Regions from separate parts of the Homo sapiens genome. Here region 1 is linked to region 2. Evidence: chromatin loops called from intact Hi-C (ENCODE). Cell type or tissue: CD14-positive monocyte. All regions are shown on one strand. Links, peaks and the distances in the headings refer to the core of each region. The heading gives the core; the rest is flanking DNA. Region 1 overlaps SLC6A2 (solute carrier family 6 member 2). Region 2 overlaps FTO (FTO alpha-ketoglutarate dependent dioxygenase).

What was found. A loop is a pair of places that touch in the nucleus more often than their neighbours do. Peaks named below come from ENCODE experiments on the same cell type or tissue, not always from the same donor. Only the 100,000 strongest peaks of a DNase experiment are listed, where the experiment ranks them.
Region 1: a loop joins it to region 2, with 6 times the contacts of the local background. A loop is called at or near these places in 3 of 110 quality-filtered maps.

What each region holds. Positions count from the first base shown.
Region 1 is chr16:55,696,504-55,705,503 of GRCh38, reverse strand. It overlaps SLC6A2 (solute carrier family 6 member 2), which reads right to left. Exons shown (of 15, transcript NM_001172501.3): 10 at 7,479-7,607; 11 at 6,936-7,035; 12 at 5,850-5,950; 13 at 5,198-5,365; 14 at 3,570-3,641; 15 at 1-3,181. The coding sequence ends at 3,158. Among named protein-coding and RNA genes, the nearest start is that of SLC6A2, 45 kb to the right of the region's middle. In CD14-positive monocyte, for the core only: CTCF peaks have their summits at 1,885 (motif pointing right), 3,370 and 3,575 (motif pointing right); DNase peaks (open chromatin) are centred at 1,903 and 3,613.
Region 2 is chr16:53,941,855-53,949,854 of GRCh38, reverse strand. All of the region lies in intron 8 of FTO (FTO alpha-ketoglutarate dependent dioxygenase), which reads right to left. Among named protein-coding and RNA genes, the nearest start is that of FTO-IT1, 94 kb to the left of the region's middle. RefSeq lists an enhancer at 3,604-3,898. In CD14-positive monocyte, for the core only: CTCF peaks have their summits at 3,522 and 3,723 (motif pointing left); a DNase peak (open chromatin) is centred at 3,754; H3K27ac peaks cover 449 bases.

The sequences.
Region 1 (9,000 bases), core at 1-8,000, 1.8 Mb before region 2:
CTTTTTCCGCCACACTACACACCTTCTCTGTTTTTCTCTCTTCGGTGGCTTTCGAAGGAAATAAACAAATAAAGTGAGTTCAATGGGCTTCTTTACTAGGAAATGATTTCTTTGGTAAGAATGCTTCAGTCTCACATTAGCGAGGCTAGAAAACAGATCATATAGCAGGAACTGGCTCCCAGCTGAGCGGTAACTCCTTTTGAGAATTAAGGCAGCTTCAGGGATTTCTGTTCAGCAGGATATCTGGCAAGAGTTGGTAGCTCTCCTTCTCCCTTGTCTCGTTTTCATCTAGAATGAAAGCTAAAAGGTGGGTGCTAAATAACTAGACATTGAGTAGACGTAAATGTGATGTTCTCAAACTGATATTTTACATTTCATGAAAAATAATAATTCTTTAAAAACCTGAAAAAATATCAAAAGCGTCAAGTGTCATATACAGTACACAGCACCCTTGTCCCGGGTGACCTCTGCTATTAAAAACAAGCTACAAAAAGGAAGTCAAAGATGACTTAACATAAAGCCCATACTCTCTCTCCATTAAATGTGGGTGGAAAGGTAAACCCAAATGATCTCCAAGCACCTCCCCGAGAACTTCCAAGGGCTTTCTGGGTACCCCCACCCTCCCAGGGGACCCAGGCTTGGAGCCAGGTTCCCATCCCAGATTCAGGAGCCAACTTCCGCCGCAAGGCAGCACCACTGCGTTGGTTTGGTGTTGGTTCAGCTAGCACCACATCTCCGATTCACCCCGGGACAAATGTCTGGAGGCAGAAGGGGCCACATGCAGATGGCAAAGAGGAAATGGCAGGCTCTCTCGGAAGCACGACCCTGCTCTAATGCAAAAGGCTTTGCTGACTGTTTGCTCTCATTTCAACCAAGTAGACTCAGCTTTTCACATCCAACTATTCCAAAGAGTGATTATTTTCATCAAAAGAGAGCAGCTAAATAATTTCCTCTCTGGAAACCAGCTAGAGGAAAATAAATGGCATTCTCTCGCCCCTTCCCATCCTCCAACACATTGTTCTTTTGCTAAGAAATTTTCCTTTGCGGTTTGAATGAGTTTTTTAAAAATGACAGTCCTGGGTGGGGTGAACCCTATTGTGCAGGGAATATTCAAAATAATCTGGGCTGAGAGTCAGTGGATGTGAATTGAAGGCCCAACTCGATCTGTTAGTTGCTAAAAAACCTTGAGCAAGAGTGACTAAAATGCTGGGCCTTGGTTCTCTCACCTGGGAAATGGGGAGATAGAAGCTATAGCCCTGCAGTCCTCACTGGGCAGATGGCAGGTAATGTGCATTAAAGTGCTTTATTACAAACAAACAAACAAACAAACAAAAACAAAAACAAAAAACGAAAAGAAAAATGGTAACACCTAGGAAGAAGTTACCTTTTATGGGAGGATATAAAGTCACTAATGGGGCCCAGACCCCGACCTGATTGTTCTCCATTCTTAAGCCTCACTGTTCACAGGGCTCCAAGACACCTGCCACCTGGGCTGTCTCAGGCATTCAGCTGACCTTTTTATACAGAAAGATTCAAAGTCTCCTGATTTTCCCTCTTTTATCTATAGAATGACCTGAGGACCCCGACCCAGCAAGGAAACCTCAGGACCCTGGGAGACAAAACCATCTCCCTGCCCCACCCTGGTCCCCTCATAATCCTCTTCATGCAGGAACCACCAGGCTCAACAACACCCCAATTTGAGGCAAAGCACCTTCTTGACGTGCGAATGCAGCGGCTTCTTTATTTTTTCCCAAGATCCCGCAACAGGAGCTCCCACAGTCAGAATAAGAATCCCTCCAACAAGGGTGTAAGAGACTCTAACCATAAACAGAAACCCCTCCCAAAGATGCCACCAATTTAGCAAACTAGGAATCATTTCTCTTACGGAACTAAAACTAAACACCACCAGAGGGCACCAAGTGCAAGTTTGTATCAGAAGTAGATCCAAGTAGAAACCTAGAAATTCTCTGAAACCACCAAACTGTTCCATCCACTCTCAAAATTCTCCCCTCCACTTGAGAGAGTATTTCTGGGCTGCTTGTCTCACCCTGCCCTCCAAGGTGCCACATCTAGTGCATGAGAGTTTTTGCAGCCAACTCTCCATTTCTCAAGACCCCTGGTCCACTCCAGGTGGGATCCCCAGAGGGAGGCTGTGCAGGTGTGCAAGAACAATAAATTAACACAACAGCCTGTCAGGCTCCCTTTGGGCACCCACCTGGCCTTGTGAGGACAGCACGGTGAAGACACACATGAGGCCTCACTTGGTCCCTGCCCCCGTTTCCCCAGGCAGGTCTCAGGAAGTGCAGATGGGTTTCTGGGCTCCGTGTCTTACAGAGCAAGAGCAGCATGAGGCCTCAGTAGATGTGGCTTGCCACGTGGCCTCCACCAGCTTGTCTGATGCAGGTACCTCCTAGAACCTGCTCACTGTGGTTCATTTACCCTCTTCCTCCTGTCCCCCATATCTCTGGGCCATCTGACCACCAAAAGCTGGAGGAATGTTCCAGAACACACACATCAAACTCAGATTGGCCAGAGTGAAAATTAACTATGAATGTTTCTACTCAAAATCCCTCAAAGCATCTATCCACTGACTTCATTTTAGAGACAAATAAATCTAACTCCCAGGCTGAGGTTCAGACATGAGAGGGCTGTCTAGGGTGGGCAAGAGGAGGGTCTATGTACCTTCCCCAACCACCCCACTAAACTCAGCCAGATTTTGTTTGATTTTTGCTTTAGTTTTAGTTTTTTTTTTTTTTGGGAGGGGTATCTGATCAAAAGCCCATCCTCTCTCTGATTTGGTGGACTAAGAACTCCTGTGCCCAAAGTCTAGGCAAATGTGGTGGGGATTTCCGACCTCATGAACCTAGCTTCAGCAGGATCCCAAAGTGGGAGAGACTTCCCCCAAAACAGCGGGGACAGAACAGAAGTCATTTTCCTGTTTGCTCCTCTCCTCTGAGCTAACAGCCCCCAGGCCAGATGCACAGAAGGTGAACAAAAACTACAGTCACGAAATCATTTGTAAATGGGAAAAGAAGAGAGGATCAGAAAGGACAACTTCCAGGGGAGGAATCCCAAGATGGTGTCCGAGGTGGGAGCGCAGCGGATGCCTGTGACCTGGACATTGGCATGGGGGTTCCTCCTTCTCCTCCAGGCAGGCTCAGATGGCCAGCCAGTGTTGCAACTGCAGAGAAAGACAGCGAGGACTTGATGACATGGTGGGGACAGAAAGGAGCAAGGGCCAGCTGGCGGGGGCAGCAGGAGGTAGAGAGAAGGCAGAAAAACACCCCCTTCCTTCACGGACCTCAGGGAACGTGCAAGTTGATTCCCTAATTGTCACAGAGGCCCAGAAAGGGCAGCAGAACCTCCCCAAAGTCACAGGGCAAGCCTGAGGCCATGGGCTCAAGGTGAGCCTCCCTGTCCCCCATCCCGATGTTTCCAAGGGGAAAAGGCAGCTCACACTGGGTTTCTGGGTTTTCTGGATGTGATGTCTAGCCTTGGGCAGTGCACAGCAGGGAACAGCCAGGGCCCGCCCTTGTAATCTCCACCCCAGGGGTCTAGGCTTCACCCACCTGGAACTGTCTGATGTCCCTCTGAGCCACCAGGTGGTGCTCGTTCTCTGGCGTGATGCCATAGGCCAGTCTCTGAAAGGAAGAGAAGGGGAGGAGGCCTCAGCTTGGCCCAGGGACACCCTTCTGGCAGCCTGGCTGCACCCCCAGATGAGGGCCACCTGCTATTTGATCCTGCAGCCCCACATGGATAGCATTTGGGGTCTGTACAAGACACCTCCAGCTTTGTTTGTGGAGCTGGTCCATTGAGTCACTCATCCAGACACTGTTTCTTGAGCTGCCTACTGTGGTCAGACATGGGGCTAGGCCCTGTGGATCCAGACTTGAAGGAGACCCACACAGTCTCTACTTTGGGGGAGCTTACCGCCCATGTAAGGGACTGGCAATGAACAAACACACACATCATCTTAGACCCAGAATGGAGAAAGTGCAGCAGGGAGAGTGTGGAAGGAAGCCTCTGGCCCTGCAGGGAATCAGGAAAGCCCTCCTGCAGTGGAGGCACTTGTGGGGTCTCAAGCCATGTGTTCTGAACCAACAATTGATCACTGGTAGCAGGAAGCCTCTCCACTCCCAAAGTGTGAAGAATAGAAGGCTCAGGTCCCAGTTCCCATGTCTAGAATGAGGTCACTGAACACTGATCCTCCCAGTGACCCGGAACCAGACTTAGGGATTTCACAGACAGGAAATGTATCACAAAGAATGAGGATGGGGACTGTCTGTCTGTTACTCCCTTCCTTGAGTTTCCTTGTGGCTCCCAAGGATGCCTTCCATCCTCATTTTGTTTACCTGCCCTTGATTAGAATGTGAACTCCATAAGGGCAGGAATTTTTGTCTAGTGCCTCGAATACTACCCAGCATATATCTGCGTCCCAATAAATACCTTCCAAGTGAGTGGATAAAGGAATGAAGGAATGAAATCATCTTTGTTTTGTAAAGTAAGGATATGAGGAAAAGATTATCACTATTAGTTTATGAAAGAAAGGATATTTTAATCAAATAGGAGTGACATAATTTCAGAATAAAGGGCAGTTTCCTAAATATTTATATAAATGTGTGTGTGTGTGTATATATACATGTATGTATATACACACACATGTACATATATACATATGTATAAATATTGACATATATGCAGAATGCATAGAAAGAAATAGTTCAGAAATCTCTGGTTTAGGCTGATCAGATTATTAGGTTCTGGAAAGAGGCAGGTGAAAACCAGAAGGAGCAGATCACAGTGGGCTTGGATGGGGAGAGCTGGGACATCTTGGGAAATGACAAATCTTAGACAGAGACATCACAGTGAGCTGGGTTCAGGCAGTCTGTCTAATCAATCCTTAGTGAACTCCAGGGCTGAGCTCACCCCCAAGTAACATGTACTGAACACCTCCTGTGCGCCAGACACTGTGCTAAGTACTTCTTTTTTGTTTTGGGGTACGTAATATTATCCTCAATATACAGATGTGGAAACTGAGGCTCATGGGGGAAAATAACCTGGCCAATGAGGTGGGTCCGTTTGACCCTAGTGTCTGTGTCCTTCTGTCCCTTCCCCCACCCCAACAGGAATGAGAGTCGTCCCGTCTTCCCCCTCAGCCCCCTCCCACCCTGTTCCCCTGGGGAGGACCAGAGCTCACCTCCCAAAGAGAGCCCTGCGTGCTGAGGAACTTATAGATGACGTAGATGGGCACCAGGACCATGGAGGACAGGGCGATGCCCCACCCCACCCAGTTGGCCCAGGGCGGGAAGATGTAGTCGTCGTAGGTGAGTGGCTTGAAGTTGATGATGCTGACCACAACCACGAACTAGAGATGGGCAGAGAAGGGAGAGAAAGGAAGACAGGACAGAAGAGAGACAAGAAAGGAAAGAGAGAAGGAGGTGGAAGAAAGGTGGGAGAGAAATGAAGAGAAGTGAGCATCACAGCAAAGGGAGGAAATAAGGAAGGAGTGGAAAAGAGAAAGAGATGGAGAAATAAGAAAGAATTCAAGAAGCAAGTGATAATCAAAAGGAGGCAGATATGACAGGGAGCAAGAAAAGAGGAAGAACAGAAGGTGACTTTGGAGAAGGCATAACAGCCCCCGGGGACCTGGCCCCAGCTGGAGAACCCCCTAGTAAGGTGGATGTCTACCACGTTATCCACAGGGCCAAGCATCCCAAGTGACCCCTCTGCATGACCAGGGCCTCTGGATCCCAGAGCCTCCTCCCCTAAGAAGCAAATATCCTCACCCAGCTCCATCCTGGACACAGCCCCCTCCCCACATGCAGGACTTCCCTGCAGACACTACACACCAGGAGGAAGGCAGGACTGACGAACTTCCAGCACAGTCTCCAGTATAGACCCGGCCTGAACCCCATCATCTGCTGGATGTCGTTGCTGAACCTGTCCACTCCTGTGCACACACAGGGCAGGCCTGTTACCATGGCCCCCATGATAGCCAGGGCCAGGTCCTCCCATGAGGTTCTGGCCCCAGGTGGAGAGCAGGGCAGTGAGGCAAGATGCTGATACCCTGGAACTAGGGAGACTCGGGGATGGGCCCTTTGTAATGCAGAATGAGGGAGAGGACAAACTCTAGGACAGTATCCCCTTTCATGTGTCACCCCAATTCACCTGTCAGAGGGAAACCTGGGCTCAAAGAGGTGAGGGGATTTGCCCCAAATTCCAGAGCCAGTTGGCCTGACTCCAAAGCCCAGCTCTTTCCTCTTGGTTACTCTTGCTCTGAAAATAACAACAACTATGCATACAGCACATTCCCTGACTTCAATCTGATAGGAGAGCCCAGACTCTTCCATTGAATCTCTTTCTGAGTGGCAGCAGAGTGAGAACAGGACTAACATGTTGGTGTGACACTTGGTGGGGAAAAACAAACAATTAACACATTTAAGGGTTTGTAAAATATTCTCTCAGTTCTGTTCCAGAATAAGTTTGCCAGAAAAAATACAAGATACCCAGTTAAGTTTGAATTTCACATAAATAATGAAAAAAATTAGGGTAAGTATGTCCGATGCAATATTTGAGCTATACTTATACTAAATAATTATTTGTTATTTATCTGAAATTCAAGTTTAACTAGGCAACCCGTGTTGTGTTTGCTAAATCTGACAACCCCCTGGTAGGATGAATTATATGACTTGGGGGTCAGCATTTTCCTAAGGGTTCCTCTTTTAGGAGTTGATGCCCAGGGGCCTTTGCAGCCTCCTGTTAAGGGCAGGTTCATCCAAAGATGAGCCGAGGATTGAGATTTGTTCCCAATAAGTGACTTGCTGGACTCTGGAATTTTAGGTGGCTGTCCTGGAAATGGAAGGCCTCCCTGCACACCTCCAGGTGCAGGATTCTAGGAGGACTGGGAGCTGAGGCTTTTCCACACACTCACATACCATAAAACCAGGAAACTCCGATGGCTTCCATGAGGACAGCAAAAAGGATGGAGGTGCCCGCAGCAAAGGTGTCCAGGAGGGTCAAGACGTAAATTCCACCCTGGCACAGGGAGAGAAGAAGCCAAGAGGCCCTCTTTGGTCAAACGTGGGAACTGATTGTTGTGTCTGTCAACTCTTACCTGCCCCCTGTCCCACTTGCTCGGAGCTCTATTTGAAAACCCAGGGCATAGGGCTGTGGTGCTGTTGTATTGACGTTACAGTCACCTCAGTTTCAGCCAATAAAGAGTTAGATGGGTTCCAAAGGGACTTTTGCTGCCCCTCAAGTCAATAAGCAATTAACAGGGCTGAATGGAATCCTCAGCATCAGAGATGGAAGAAGACTACTGGGCCTAACCCTAGTGGGTCAGGCCGCTGAATTGAGGATGCTGGATCCTGCATTGTTCTCCCTGAGCTCAGCCCCAGTTCTAAGGCTAGGAATGTTTGACTTTATTGAAATGCGGCCTCAGAGGCCCCCAGGTGACCCAGAGCCCAGCCCCTACTCACCTTGGTTATGCAGAACAGGGCGAGAAGGAAAGTGCTGAAGGTGACGCCAAATGTGAAGAGTTTCCGGTGTCGCTTCAGGACCTGGAAGTCATCTGCCAGGCCCGTGATGACAGCCTCCATGCCTCCCATCTGGAGGGAACCAGGAGGGGTGGGGTGCAGGAATTAGGGTCTCCCTGGACCTCAGTCTCAGGCCCCAGGGTTCCTAGAGCCTCCTGCAGCCCAGGACTCATGTAGGCTGCCTTGCCTCTCTCGAGAAATCAGCACGTCCTGCCTTCCCCATCCTCTCGTCACATTTCTGTCCTGTTCTCAGGCAAACTCAGAACTCAGAAACTACGTGGGAGAGGGTGAGGGTTAAGTCAACACCTGTCTCCCCTACGCAACAGCTACCTGTCTCCTGACACTCACTCAGCCTGAGTGGGTACAGATAAGCTGATAGTGGAGTGAAAGCAGTAAAACACCAAAACCCATGTCATACGTTTACATGTCAATAAGTGTCTCTGGAAACAACTCCTGCAGAAGAGCTTCTAGTGATGGGAACTTCAGGCAGCAGTTTTTGATAAGGATTTTTGGCTGCCTTTCTAATGATCAAGCAAAGTGGTCACTTCAAACTCCAGACTCTTAGAGTCTGAAAGGGTCTCATATCCCACTGCTATGGGCAGATTGCTTCCTTATGAGGACAATGTGAGGGCAGACAAGAAGAATGCAAGCTACCACTCTCCTCTCCTCTCCCCTCCTCTTGGCAGACACTGTTAATCAAAATCAGTATTCTTCATTATAAGCCCAGAAGCAGCCTCAAAATCCTTCTCAACTCCCTGCTCCTGGCAGATCTGCTGACTGAAAGCAAAAGGCAGTGGGAGGAAAACCAAGTGCCAGCCCTTCCATAAGATTTTTTGCAAATGTCCAGGCATGAGGTACTAAGGGTAGACATAGATTTAAAAAGATGTCAGTAAATCCAATCTTACATTTGGATAAAATAAAAGGATGTAAGAAACTACTGGGTTCAAAATGTTTTTGTTTGTTCGTTTGGGTTTTGAGGTGTTTTTTAGAAACCAGGTCTCACTCTACCCAGGTTGAAGTGCAGTGGTATAATCATAGCTCACTGCAGCCTCCAACTCCTGGGCTCATGTGATCCTCCCACCTCAGCCTCCTGAGTAGCTAGGGCTACAGGCATACAACACCATGCTCAGCTAATTTTTTAAATTTTTTATAGAGACGGGGGTCTCCCTATGTTGCCCAGTCTGGTCTTGACATCCTGGCCTCAAGCAATCCTTCCACCTCAGCCTTCCACAGCCCTGGGATTATAGGAGTGAGCCACCATGCCTGGCCTATTGATTATTGATAATAAAATATAATGAGAAAATGCTTGTTTAGAGCACAAGATTTTATCTGTGTTGCCTCTGAATCATTTCCCCACCTGCAAGAGGACAGTGTGGGGCTGGCTTATCTGAAGCCTCTTCTTTTGGATTTCCAAGATGTCAAAGGGGTTCCTATGGTTCTTGGCTATGGCCTAAGTCTTATCTTT
Region 2 (8,000 bases), core at 1-8,000:
TCTTCCTTTTTCAAATACACACATTTTGGAAAAGACATTATTTATCCAAAAGGCTGCCAAGGCATTGGGTTAGGATGGATCTGGATATACAGACTATTTCACAAGCTAGTCTTATTTAACCAAAATAAAGTCTCACTGGGTTTTTTTTTTTTTTTTTGCACAAACTGCAAATCCATAAATGCAGAGATTATAAACATTGATACCGAAATTTCTTCCAGAGGATTTTCTGACCTTATGTTAACTCTGCCATAGACATTCGTGTTTCTTTGGAAATGTTGGCTTATTTTAATGAAATGGTTCCTTTGGTACAGTTGGGGCTGTGATGTCAACCTGGCTCCATTCTAAGAACCCTTATGAAATATTTACAGTGAAATTTAACTACACATGCGTAACAGCTGACTTCGGTGGCCGCCAAGGTTTAGGCTTACCTTTTTATCTTTCTTAAAGGAAAAAATATTTTTACATTTTCCTCTTCTCCAGAAGCTCAAACCCTCTTGTATTTAACAACTTCCCAACTCACACCTCTATGTGACCATCAGTGTGGAGTGGTGAGACTAAAAGATGATTCTGGCCACATGACATCTTTGTTCAAGCTTCACTTCTACAGTGAAAGAACAGCTGGGTTCCCCCATGGAGGAGATGGGAGCTAAAGCAGGAGCTCAAGGGTGTAACAGGAGAAATGGTGATTCACTAGCAATAAGTCCCAGTCCTTCCTTTCTGAGAATTAAACCCTTTATCAAATTCAAAACTGCCAACATTTTTGTGGACACCTTTTTATGGTGACAATGAGCACCATATACACCTCATTCACTTTTGGAAACTCTCATATACTTTGTTTATAAAAGGAAAGATGAAATAGTGCCAAGTTCAAGGCAACACACACGTACACACATACACACTCACGCGCAAGAACCTACATGGAATAATGCAATGTTACAAGGTCACAAGGTCACAGAGGCAATACACAGATTGTGTACTGGTCTCCCAGCCAGGGTCATTCCTTCTATTCTTGAGAAGTGTGAGAAGATGGAGAAGGTTTTTAATTCAAAGCAGTCAGGACTTTCATTCTATAGCAGAATCCTGCCCACAATGTCCAGGCTCCACACATGTTTTGATTAGCCTAACAGTTACAAATATTTGAATTCATGCTAACATTTAAATCACTGTGAGACTTCGGAAGCATACACATACAATATGAATGTTCCACTTCTGTTGAAAATGTGGAAGACCTACTAACATAGATCCTGCCTCCTCGCAAGGCTGGATAGCAGCTGCCTGGCTGCCCACTTGAGACAAAGTGTGAATGTCCGCTGGCCAGGAGACCAGAAGACAATCTGGGTATTGCCTCTGTGACCTTGTAACATTGTTCTACTCTATGCAGATTCTGGCATACACACACACGTGTGTTTTGCCTTGAACTTAACAGTGTCTCACCTCTCTGGCTTTATCTACATACATGATTACCATGGCCTACAGACATCTGAATCTGCAATCCCTGGTCTGAGTTCACTAGCATTCACTAGAAAACTCACAAATATCCAACTCTCATGCCCCCATCATCAAAAGCTCAGACGAATACTTCCTTCAGAAAGCCCGGTGCCTCTTTGGACATGAATTCACTATTCCATGTGTCCTTCAAATCCCTCCAAACCAGGTCTCTTATACAGCCGCAGTGTAATGATCTGAGGCACTCTTCGTACAAAAACTAGTAGATGTGTGAATGCAATAAAAGTGCTCAGAAACACACAAGGAGAAATCACCAGCTAAGGGAATGGCTCTCTTACTTTACAATGGCGAGTTCTCAACCTGCCACCGAAACCACCACTGTTTGTGTACGCGTCACTCAAACTCAGACTTTGATTTATACATGCAGGCGTACTTTCTTAACACACCCTCTCTGACTTTTCTGCCATAGCCCGTTTCCAATGCCACTAGAAGATGCTGTGCTTAATACAGCTTCCCAATTCTCCAAGGCCCCCTCAAAGCTTTTAAAGCTAGCATAACATGCAGAATTTCAAATGAAGTACCAACAGCAGAAAGATCATTTACAGTAACTATACAAACAAGCTAAATGAAAGACTTGTGTTCAGTCATTAAAAATAATAATGCTAAAGCCCCGAGGGCTGAAATGTAAAGCTTAGACTTCGTGTGAGGAAATAGAAAAGGAGTGTGTTTATTATCCCAATAAGATAACCTGTTAATTTATTTAGTAGGCAATTTTCGAGTACATTCGTCCACAGTGAAATCTCGCTTTATCAGATTATATGAAAAATCACCACCACAAATAAAATGCTCGTTCAAGCCAGGGGCTTTTGCAAGATAGAAATTACCAAGTAGGAGACCAGTAAGGGGTGGCTGGGAAGTGCTGCCACTAATAGCTTCCGCCCCCTTATTCTCCTCCTCTCCTGAACCAAGCCCAGAGTTAGTTATAGAGTTATCTATCTCACACTTTGCAGATGATGCCTAACATCATGACAACAGAGAAGAGGAAAGGTCTCTGGACCTGCCTACCTACAACAAGTTTCTGTAAAGTAATGAATACAGACAGCTTGGGGACCATCCACCTGCGCTGCCTGCCTCTTCCTGCCTGCAAAGTGAAACCACCAGGGATTGGCAGAAGGTACTTGTCTGACAGGGCCAGGACAGCCTTTCTCCTCAGTGACAGCCTGGGCCTACCCTCTTAAACTTGACCCACCATAATTCCTTCACAGTGCAGCAGCAAGGCAGCTGACAGTAGCAGCTGCAGCTCCTAAGCGAGATGGATGGAATTTTCATAACTAGTTCCCCAAGTTACATTTTACCTTCAAGATAATTTATGAGCTGCTCTGGAGCCTTGAAGAGACAATATGCTTGCCATAAAATTAACTGTAACAGTCTTGTAGGTTATAATTAACACTGGGAGGGTAGCACCAACTGGATGAAACACATGGCGTAATTGATGGTGAAACTGGAAATGAAGCAAGCTAACAATATCATTACTGTGCAGGCTGCCTTAGCAAAACCTATGCTTTCCGAGGGTTCATTGCAGTTGCCTCCCAGGCCCGTATTCTGGTAGGAAAGAGGCCAGAGCTGGGCAGAGGGGTGGAGGTTTTGCTGGCCAGGCCATGGGGTACCTGGACAGATACAATGGCTGTCAACAGTCTGGAAAGAGAGCCGTAGCACAGCATCTGGTCATATGCTTCCTGGAGTTCAGACCAGGCCCTACATAAGCCTTCCTTGTAGATATGACTTCATTTTTTCAGTAAACAGCAACTTTTTCAGTGAAAAAAAATATAAGAATAAAAAGAAGACAATAGGAACTTCCAAAACGCCCTTCCAAGGATTGGGACATTTATTTAGCATACATTCTGGAAGCAAAACAACTTAATATGAGCATATCTTAATAAAAAATGAAGATGGTTAACTAAACCTAAAGGTTTATTAAACTAAAAAGTAACGTCCTGAGCACCCTATCCAAAGTTGACTATGGAGAGAAAGGTAATCAGAAGAGTCCCATCAAACACTCCTGTCTCAGAAAGAACCACTAACCTATTTCTTTCACGCATGGATACTGAACAGTCTGACCAATACCTGAGAAGTCCTGAACATTCTAAACACATTGGAACGATTCAAATAATTCTAATAAGCATTTTCAAGGTGATTCAACTATTTTTTTTTGTTTTCTGATTTGTTTGGTTTTGTTTTTTTTGTCCTGGGACAATAGACTGGAAAATTCTAATAAATGATGCAACAGTGTCCCCTACAGGCCAGTAGAGCTGTTCCTTCCCCTTCCCCCATCCTCCTCCACCATGACTTCCTCAACTGAAAGCCAGAGTTAAACTTTTATCTATAACATTACAGAGTAAATTTGTAAAATACACTGGGGATACCCCTGAGATAGAATAAAATTACTACTCTTCATGTGTGGTAAATTGTTTCCTAGATATAAACAAACTGTACAGCTGGTGATTAACCCATTATGGAGTAGATAAATTGCTACCCTTTCACCTTAAGGGCACCCACTGAAATCAGCCTTGACTAACGCAGCCCCAAAATTACTTGACTTAGAGGATTTACAGAGATTTACAGATTCTTGGAGGCTAAACTTTGGTGTTCTAATTTTCACCCCTACTCTCCCACCTTCTAAAAGACTGTAACCAATATAAAAGAAATGACAGAGCATATAAAGGTGATAACTTTCCTTTAAAAGATCCATGGCAGGGAGATTGATAATGCATTAGCTGGATACTATTTCCTTATAGAGATGCACCCACAACTAAAAAGTGTAAAACATGTTAGGTACCAGAGGAAATAAATATGTAAAGATACATACCTGCCTATCTCCACACTGAGAAGGATCCTAGAAGGTCTCTAAAATACTAAGTGAATCGTATCAGTGGTTGATTAAAAACTAAAGCTTTGTTATTGCTCTTGGCCAACCTGGGCCGTCTTGGCTTAAATTCCATCTTCACTACTTACTAGCTGTTGCCTTGGGCAAGTTACTCTGCACCTCTGTGCCTCGGTTTTCTCATCATATAAAACATTTAAAACTCTGTCTGGAACACAGTGACTTCTCAATAAATGTCAGCTGCTATTGTTGTTAAAATTAGTACAATTGCAGACTTCAGGGAAAGTGGAAGTAGAGGAGTGAAACCCATCAGGAGTAACATCCACTTTTCCCTGCTCCCGGGGATCTCACGTATGGAGCCACTCCTTGTGAGAGCTGGAAGATGCCTCCCACTTTTGGGGCGATCGAGATCAAGTCGCTTCTTTCTTACATAAAGTTGCTAAGGCGTAGAGTGTCTGTGACATGCCCAGAGTCCTATAGTCACTAATGATGGGATTCAAACTGGAGTCCAGCCCTCCACCTGTCAATTCTGTGTGACACTGCTGAGCACAGAGCACCAACTCTGTCTAGTGTTCTTCCCTGCACCAATTTTGCAATATCAGGCCCCTACCAGGAGGCTAGGATATTTACTTCATGAGGCATTCTCTCAAAGGAGAGGCCAATTTGGATAAGGGTGGCTGGGTTTATTCCTGGCTTTATTGTTTTGATCTGAAGATCATGATAGGTCATTTTTATTGAACACCTAATACGTTACAGGTACTTGCTCTGGGTGTTTTACATTTAATCACTTAATCAACCCTATGAAATGGGTTCTATTATTATCATCCCCTAGGCAAATAACAAACGAGAAAATTGAGGCTCAGAGGGGTTAAGTAACTCATCTAGTTACAATCCACAATTGTAACTTGCCTGGAGTTATAGAAGTGGATCCAAGATTCAAACCCAGGCAATCTGATTCAGAATCTATGCCCCCAAACATATTAATTAAATTTACTCTGAAAGAAAACCATTTTTCCTCCACAAACTTTATACAATGGAAAGAAGGTAGCACAACTTTTATACAATGACCTATCCTCACGTATAAATTTCTCTCCTATTTCTCACTCATGCTTTGAGACAAATAGCTACCTATCTACTGGTAGCCAACACAATTGGGGAATGGAGCAGTATTTCTCACTGTCGCTGGGCACATAATGAGAGTCTTATGAGAACACTTAAGGAGAGCCTGTCTTCTTCCCTGGGATGTGGGTTTCTATGGAATCATGACTCAATCTCTTCCATAGTATTTATGATTCTACATTGTGTAATACATTTCCCCTAATCAAATGTTACTCATCTCTACAACCTCAGGACCTAAGATAGCTCCTCATACCAGGTAGGCACTTAAGAAATATTTGCAGAACCAACGCATGACTGACAGATCACTCCCAACAACAAAACCCAGCATTTATGAAGTACTTGAGTGCATTATCACAGGTAATCCCCCAACACCTATGAGATAGGTATGGCTTTGCCCATTCTCTCTTCAGAGAGATTTGTCAATATAATGTGGCCTGAATTTAAGCCTTCCTTCAAATGAAGACCTTTAAAGTGACGCAGGTCTTGGAAAAGTAAATGGGAACCACGGTACGGATAATTGAAGGAGAATTTATGTTACGGATTCCCTAGGATGGTGTTCCTCAGAAAACTGGCATCCCACGGCTACTTCCCAAATATGACCCACTGCAACTTGAAATGTAAATTTTATAACAAGTGATTACTTTATAACAAAGCTCAGAAAAGAGAACTGTGTATCTTTATCTCAACTGAATGACTTTATTTTGGTCACTGTTGAGTGCTGGTGAATATACAGGGCATAGCAACTATATGCACATTTTATAAAAGAAATTTTCAGAGTTCCGCTTAGGAAAAGAGTTCATATCTGTCATTCCACTAGAATATAAGCTCCATGAAAGAACTGTCATCAGTTCTGTTCACTGCTGTGAACCTGGAACAGTGCTTAGAAAACAATAGACACTTAATAAATGTATGTTGGATAAATAAATGAATCAATGTTTTCTCAAAAAGTTTAAGAAGCACTGCCCCTAAGAAACAGCCAGCCAGCAACTGATCACAGTCAGAAACCTGCCAGAAACAGAGTTCATGCTAAAGCCCATGTGTTGATTTTATAAATAAGATGCACAGAAGTCAATTGGCTTTTGTCCCCCATAAAACTGTTCAAATAATGACAGTAACAATGGTAATAACATTAACAACACTTGCCTCCTTAAGATAAGTTGCTGTATCTTGGGGGAAAAAAGTAACCCTATCTCTAGACTCATTTAATCTTTGCTCTAAATTTATACAATGTTTCAATTCCTACACATTTTTGAGGAGGTTTTATGGAGTTATCAGGTTTTATGGAGTAATCTGGATCAGAAACACAAAGAACTTTCTTCTGCTAAGGGCAGCAAAAAGCAGAGACTGTAATTATTAAAAGCGAAGGGACAGATGTCTTAAAAAAGACCCGGATGGCAACTAGCAGGCCAGTGCCTCCCTGCTTCTCCCTGGAATCTCTTCCATTTATTCCTCATGCCCACCCCAACACTGCAAACAAGTTTACCTAGTAGCAACTGACAGCTACCGAACTACAGATGCCACAACTTCTAGTTTCCAACTAACCAGCTGTGCCGGAGTAAGCAGCCAGTCTCTTTAGCATGAATGATAGCAGCTGACGTGGTCCGATGACACAATCACAGGTTGTCTCAGCAGATAACTGCATCAGTCTCATTATCCCACAGCCCATCCTCAAGGTGAGGAGCTCCACTTTTTGTGAACACAGCTCCAAGTTCTAGTCCACATGCCGAATCACCAACGCTAAAGTTCATAACTGTGCTGATATCACTAAAGCAGACGAGGACATTAGCAGGTGACCAGGAAAAAACAGCTGCCTACAGACTGGAAGCCATATTAGCCTCAGCTTTGTTCCTATCCCTACTGAACTAAAACCCATCCCTTTATTCAGAGGCATGTCCCAGGGCTGTCTTTATAACTCTCTTCTTCCTCGCCATGCCAGTTCTTCCTCTTCTCACCCAGCTCCATTTCACTTCTAGGAAAGTCAACAAATTAGGAATGGTGGCTCAGGGAGGAGACCATGTCTTTTTGTCCTGGTCTTAGCCCAGTCCCATGGTGTTCTCTTCCTCAAGTACACTGGAGTCAGCCTGTGCACATGGCATCCCTCTTTGCTCATGCTGGAATAAGGGCCTGTGGTACCATGTTGGGGCTTAAACACCAGAGAACTGCATAGTAGAGATTTCTCCTTACTTCCAGTTTCAAGGCTTCCACCCCTGGCAAGGTTAGATGAATAACCAGTGCTTACTTCCAATATCAGAGATCCATCCTGACTTCGAATTTCAAGATTTCCACACCAGGCAAGGTTGAGAAAAAGAGCAAAAAAAGCAACAGGCCAATATCACAAGTGGTCATTCCTCTTCAAAATTAATAAAGCAGACAAAGTACTTATAAACACTGGAATAGATTGAGAGGAAAGGTATTTCACAAATCTGAGTGTCAGGCATTCTTCTAGATGCCAGGGATATGTGGTAAACAGGCAATGAGGTCCTTTGATAGAGGGCATTATTCAAATGGAAGAGATAGCTTAATGTTACAAAGATCTGGGGTGCAAATTTGTTCT